2 separate regions of the Homo sapiens genome follow, and region 2 is linked to region 1. The links are chromatin contacts, found by Hi-C or POLR2A ChIA-PET in ENCODE. All regions are on one chromosome and are shown on one strand. Each heading gives the region's core, a stretch centred on a gene start or an enhancer-like site at or near the end of the contact. The rest is flanking DNA. Distances are from core to core; before and after follow the strand shown.

Region 1 (2,799 bases), core at 102-2,601:
CACATGGCCTGTATTAGCCATAGACTGAGGGGAAATACATTTTCTTGAGAGCCTCAGCCTAGTGATCACTTGTATGAATAAACAATGATGGGTGGCTGCCAAAGTCAGAGAGCAAATACTGCGTGTGACAACTAAGTGTGGGAAGCTCAGTGTGGGAAGAAAAAGCTTCCCAGTTTCAGACATGCCCCTTAGTAGGGACAGCTGCCTCTTGTGTTTGGACAAAGTGTCCAAGTTCAAGTGTTTCACACACACACTGTTCCGTCTTCTGTTTGATCACAACCCTATGAGGCAGCCTGGTTTTCTTATTTCTATTTTATGGAAAACCTACTTAAAAGTCAAGCAACTTGTCCAAGGCTACCCAGCTTGAATATCTGACTCTCTCCACTTTGCTGCTACACACACACACACACACACACACACACTTTGCACTGTGTGTGCAGATACATATGCATATATATATTTAACTTGTGAAGCTGATACTGACTCTTTAACTGCCCTCCACCCATCACTAGTCATACCAGTGATCATTAGGCAGAGGCTCTCAAGAAAATGTATTAGTTATTTCCCCTCAGTCTATGGCTAATACAGGTTACTCACATAAATGAGCTGTCATGTCCTTTGGACAAAATGTCCAAATCGCTCATAAGCAATGGGTGAAGTATTTGAGGTAGGGCGGACAGGATTTCCTTTTGGTGGTTAGCTCGTTGCCTGTTAGCTCCTGGTGATATCTGTGTTTGGAAGAGAACTAAACTGCATTTCACTGAAAACACTCCTTCAGGTCTATTACAAACCAGATGAGGATCCCCTTTTCTAGAATCTTCCTCAACACTGCTAACGTTTGGCAGATACATAGGTTGGCTCTAACAGCCATTCCCAATCAATCCTCTTCTCCTTTGTCTGCCTCCCACAGTAGTGGATGAAAAATCAGACACTGATTTTCTCAGACTTCTTTGCTGTGGGCGCGGCCAGTGAGGCAATGAGGTAAGTCTGCTGGTGCAGGGGCCAGGTTTCTAGGAAATACTTTTCTCCCTCATGGGAGAAAGAGAGGAAGCCTGAAGTAAGCTTTCTTCTGCAGCCCTGGCCCGCTGCCTGTTCTGGATGAGGGTATGCTGGGATATGACAACGGAAGCCAGCGGGGTCGCAGAGCAAGAGCGAGGCGGTGGGCGGAGTCGAGGGACGGGAGGCGAGGCGAGGCGAGCCAGGGGGCGTGGCTTTCTAACTGCGGGGTGCGGCCAGCCGAGGTGGGCGGGGCCGCGTTCCGGGACGTGGTCGTCCGGGCTTTGGAACCCCGCCTGTTAGGGGCCGGGCTGAGGCGAAAGGGTGGGGCCGCGCTCCATCGGGGCGGGGCTTGTGGAACCTCGAAACCCCGGCGACTCGGGGCCTGAGCGCGCGTCTCCCGGCGCGGGGTTCCTCCCACGCAGACCCTCATTCAAACGATGCCAAAGGGGCGGCGCGGCAGCCACAGCCCCACCATGAGCCAGCGGTCGGCTCCGCCCCTCTATTTCCCGTCCCTGTACGACCGCGGCATCTCCTCGTCCCCGCTCAGCGACTTCAACATCTGGAAGAAGCTCTTCGTGCCGCTGAAGGCGGGCGGGGCGCCAGTGGGCGGGGCGGCGGGGGCCCGGTCCCTGTCCCAGGCGCTCCCCGCCCCGGCGCCCCCGCCCCCGCCACCACCCGGCCTGGGTCCCTCCAGCGAGCGCCCCTGGCCCTCGCCCTGGCCCTCCGGCCTGGCCTCCATCCCCTACGAGCCTCTGCGCTTCTTCTACTCACCGCCGCCGGGGCCTGAGGTGGTTGCCTCGCCCCTGGTCCCCTGCCCCTCGACCCCCAGGCTCGCCTCTGCCTCCCACCCGGAGGAGCTCTGCGAGCTGGAGATCCGGATTAAGGAGCTGGAGTTGCTCACCATCACTGGGGACGGCTTCGACTCCCAGAGCTGTGCGTGACCTCGCCAGGGCCACCGAGCCCAGCCTTAGCCTGCCCTAGCTCCCTCCTTGGCTCCGTGCCCCGACCCGAAATGTAGCCTGGTTTGACTCCAGCCCCCAGTAGTCCCAGATCCAAAATCTATCCCCTAGCACCCAGACTCCCTTATCCTGGACTTAACCGACTCCTCCCCCCACCACAGATCTGAACTTCATGAGCCTCTTAGTCCCAAACTCCATCCTCCCTCCGTCCTAAACCCTTTGGGTCATCTGGACTCTGAGCCTCCACACCTGGAACTCCATCCGCCACCACCCCGTCCTGAACTTTAATCCTCCTGCACAGTCATCCTCCTACCCTGTACTCTGGAGCTCCACCCACCACAGACAGTCCCTAAGCTTTAATGTTCGGTCCTAAACCGGGGCTCTCCATGGGGGGAAGGTGAAGTAAGGTGACTGTCAGTTGTCTGTAGGGGGAGGTGGGAGTTGTGCAAGAACCACAAGGCCCAAGGCCGTTTCCAGGGCAGCTTTGGGACACTCCACTTCTCAATGCTGGGGGGCAGCCCCCCTGGGACTCTGTGGCCTTGGCGCCGGTAGTTCTCTCACCAGGATCCTGGGCTGATATCTGGTCTTACGTCTGAAGTCTTAGGGCTCTGGACCACGTGTGCTGATGCGGGCAGGATCCCTCAGCCTACGAGCTGAATGACTCCTCCCTGTTGGAGGGTAAAGTTGTTAAATGCCTTGTACTCCAAGAAGGACCTATTGCAAAGTAGAACTTTCAGTAGCGGTAGGTTGTCCTGCAGACTTTGTCTTTCCCATCACTTGTTTTGGCTAAGGCTTGTCCTTGACCACTGGAGAAGGGCAGATAGTTCTAAAAAGATCATTC
Region 2 (2,799 bases), core at 198-2,697, 550 kb before region 1:
CCCAATCCCCCTCCTGGCCCCACCCTTCCCCCCATTCTCTCTCCCTGCTCTCCTCTCTTTCAGGCAGGTTGGAGGGTTGGGGGAGTGGCACAGGAGATGCCCTAGCACAGGTTAGGAATCTAGTCTTTCTCTTAGGGTCATGCCCAGCGGTGGTGGGGAGGTCATGATGTCCAGATGGCACTCTCCCCCTGTGACTGAGGAGGGCTGGTTAAGCAGTGGTCATTATCAGCTGCCTGGATGCTCCAAAGACACCTATTCCTAAAGGGAAGTCAGCCCCAAGCCAGGGAAGAGATGGGGCCAGTCCAAAGAAAAGGCTGATAGGAAGTGGGGAGATGCGATGGTTCAGGAAGAGGCTCGTGCATCTGGCCTCCTCGCTGTCACTCCTGCCACGGCTTTCCCAGGCATGGAGTCGTGGGGCTCTGGCCAGCTCTGGTGTGGGGGCTCATGCTGTGTCAGGTGACTTCCTTTCAGCTCAGCCTCATGAACCCCTGGAGCATGAACTCCGAACCACCATCCGGGCCTTGCTGTGAGTTTTGCAGCTTTCATGAAACTCTCCTCTTCCCTGGGATTGCAAGCCCCTGGGTGGAGGGGATGGGAGTGGGGTGGGGCTGACTTTGGCAGCTTAGATCCCTGAGTGCCCTAAACACTGTGACTCCCAGGATGGGACTGGGTGAGGAAAGTCTCCTCCACTGGCTGCAGATTTCCAGTGAGCACAAGAGGAAAACAATACCAGGAATGATTTGGATCTTTTTCTATCGTTCAAGCTCCTGTTTTTTTAGTCTGCGGTGAATCACTCCTCATGTCTCTGTAGATAGCCTCACATTCTGCTTTAGTTGTTTCCTGAGGAACAGTTGTGTCCTCCACTCCATTTTAACTTTCTTTACTGTAATTCCTTATATCTGTGTAGTGCTCTGACTTGAAGAACATACTCACCTTTTTGCATTGCACCTGGTCCCAGCAAATAAAAAAAAGTTCAGGAGTCTTACACAAATGCACGTCAGATAATGAGAGAAAGTAAAGAACCCTCCATGTACTCTCTTATAGCTCAGAGAGTGCGCGGCTTCCCCCAGCATAGCTGACATCCTGCTGGGCATGGCATGGACACCGGTCAACAGTTGGCCCAGGGGAAGGAGGAGGACAGGGTCCCTTTAACAGAGCCAGCCACCCTAGCATTTCACTGGTGCCTGAGACAGTGTCGGGAGCTGTGTTTCTGGCTGTATTTCTCTGTGTGGTCCCCCTTTGGAGATGAGCCCCGCCTCTTCCCCTGGGGCTGTCACTCAGCCAGAGCAGAATCAGTGTCAGCGCTGTCTGAGCAGGCTCCTTGCCTGTCACTAAGGCATGATTCACAGCTGAGTGATGCCCTCTGAAATCAGGGTGCAGAGCCCACGCCCATGGGCAGCCTCACCCGCTCTATTTTGGTGTTGGTTGTCACAGAATATGGGAGGAGCCATTCTCCTTGCCTCTGAGAGGCTCCTCCTACTTCCCCTTTACAACAGCCAGGCCAGCCCCTATTAAGAAGCCAGGGTAGAAGATTTATCTCTTAGCCCACCAGCTTCTACCTGCCAACTCCATGGGTGTAGCCTGAGAGATCAGAAGGAGGAGTAAATATAGGGGTAAAAACACATGTTTGATGGCAGACAGACCTGGATGTGAGTCTTGCTTTGCCTTTAACTAGCTGTGCTTCCTTGGGCAAGTTACTTAACCTCTCTGAACCTCGGTTTTCTCATATGTAAAATGGCAATGATGGTTTCTACCCCCCTAGTTATTCTGAGGATTAAATAGGCAGAAGGTAATTTGCAAAGTGCCTTACACACCTGGTAGGATCTCAGTAATGGCAACTTTAGCTTTATTAGAGGGAGCAGAGCATTTGTAGCCGCAGAAAGAAGTTTGGGGTTGGTGCTCTCTCTCTCAGGGAGGGAAACTTAGTGAAGGCTTCTGAGGATTGGGAGGAATTGCTCTGGAGACTAGAATGATGAAGCGTCTTTCTGCCATGTCTGTTCACTTTCCACATGCATCGCTCCTCTTTCAGGATGAAGTTTTATCTCTGTTTCTGCAGAAAGCTTATCCTAGGGTTTGTTTGAAAAATTGTTGCAGTTGGCCACAACCCTGCCATTTGATGTCAATAAATTCCACTTGTTTTCTCCCATGAGAAACTAAGCTATTTGGGCAAGGAAGGAAGAGATTTCAAGATTCACATTTATCGTCACTTTGTTGAGCAAGTATTTATTGCATATGCACTACATGCCAGACATCTTCATGGGTGCTGGGGATGATTCCCTGGCCCTACAGATTGCAGTCTGGTTGTACTAGAGGACTCTTATGGCCCCTTAAGAAGAACTGGGGAGTCTTCATTTGCCCCTGCTCTTGCACTGAAACCTTCAATGTCTACTTATTGCCAGAAGATACAAGGTCCTTAATGCCTAGATACCCTCAGCCTCCATCTACCTTGCCAGCCTTCCCTCCTCTGTGCTCTTAGAACACCCAGCTCTCCAAGACCCCTGTTCTTTCAGTTCCAAGGCAGCTTGTGCTTTTCTGCCTTGGCTCCTCCCTAGAATCCCAACTCCTATCAATCTTTGCCTGAGTTTCCCAGCTCTATCTTCCAGGACCAGCTCAAGGTGTCACCAGATCCCCAGGGATGCTTTTATAGTCACTGAGCACCATTGGGGTTATTCTGCCAGAGCCATGTAGACCACTCTATACCAGCAAGGTCTCATTTCACAGCCAGGCCACAAGCTTTGTGAGAACAGGACTGTGAACTGGGCTTCTTCAGCCCTCCTGATGTTATAGAGTGATGGATGC

What was found. A loop is a pair of places that touch in the nucleus more often than their neighbours do. ChIA-PET counts read pairs that join two places held with the same protein, here RNA polymerase II (POLR2A). Pooled maps may share reads with other maps.
Region 2: a map of ascending aorta shows a loop between it and region 1 (3-fold over the local background). The contact joins the enhancer-like site here to the promoter of C11orf91 in region 1. A Hi-C loop is called at or near these places in 4 of 168 maps with a recorded cell type or tissue (CD8-positive, alpha-beta T cell, ascending aorta and naive thymus-derived CD4-positive, alpha-beta T cell) and 6 of 50 pooled maps. POLR2A ChIA-PET finds 5 or more read pairs at or near these places in 1 of 52 experiments (activated CD8-positive, alpha-beta T cell).

What each region holds. Positions count from the first base shown.
Region 1 is chr11:33,699,378-33,702,176 of GRCh38, reverse strand. C11orf91 (chromosome 11 open reading frame 91) reads left to right here and starts at 1,351. Exons shown (of 2, transcript NM_001166692.2): 1 at 1,351-1,932. The coding sequence starts at 1,437. RefSeq lists silencers at 1,176-1,415, 1,596-1,685.
Region 2 is chr11:34,249,824-34,252,622 of GRCh38, reverse strand. All of the region lies in intron 1 of ABTB2 (ankyrin repeat and BTB domain containing 2), which reads left to right. Among named protein-coding and RNA genes, the nearest start is that of ABTB2, 110 kb to the left of the region's middle. RefSeq lists a silencer at 1,147-1,441. Within about 2 kb of position 1,447, at least 13 of the 41 ENCODE cell types and tissues checked have a DNase peak (open chromatin) inside an H3K27ac peak, as active enhancers do; they include ascending aorta, where a contact is called at or near this core.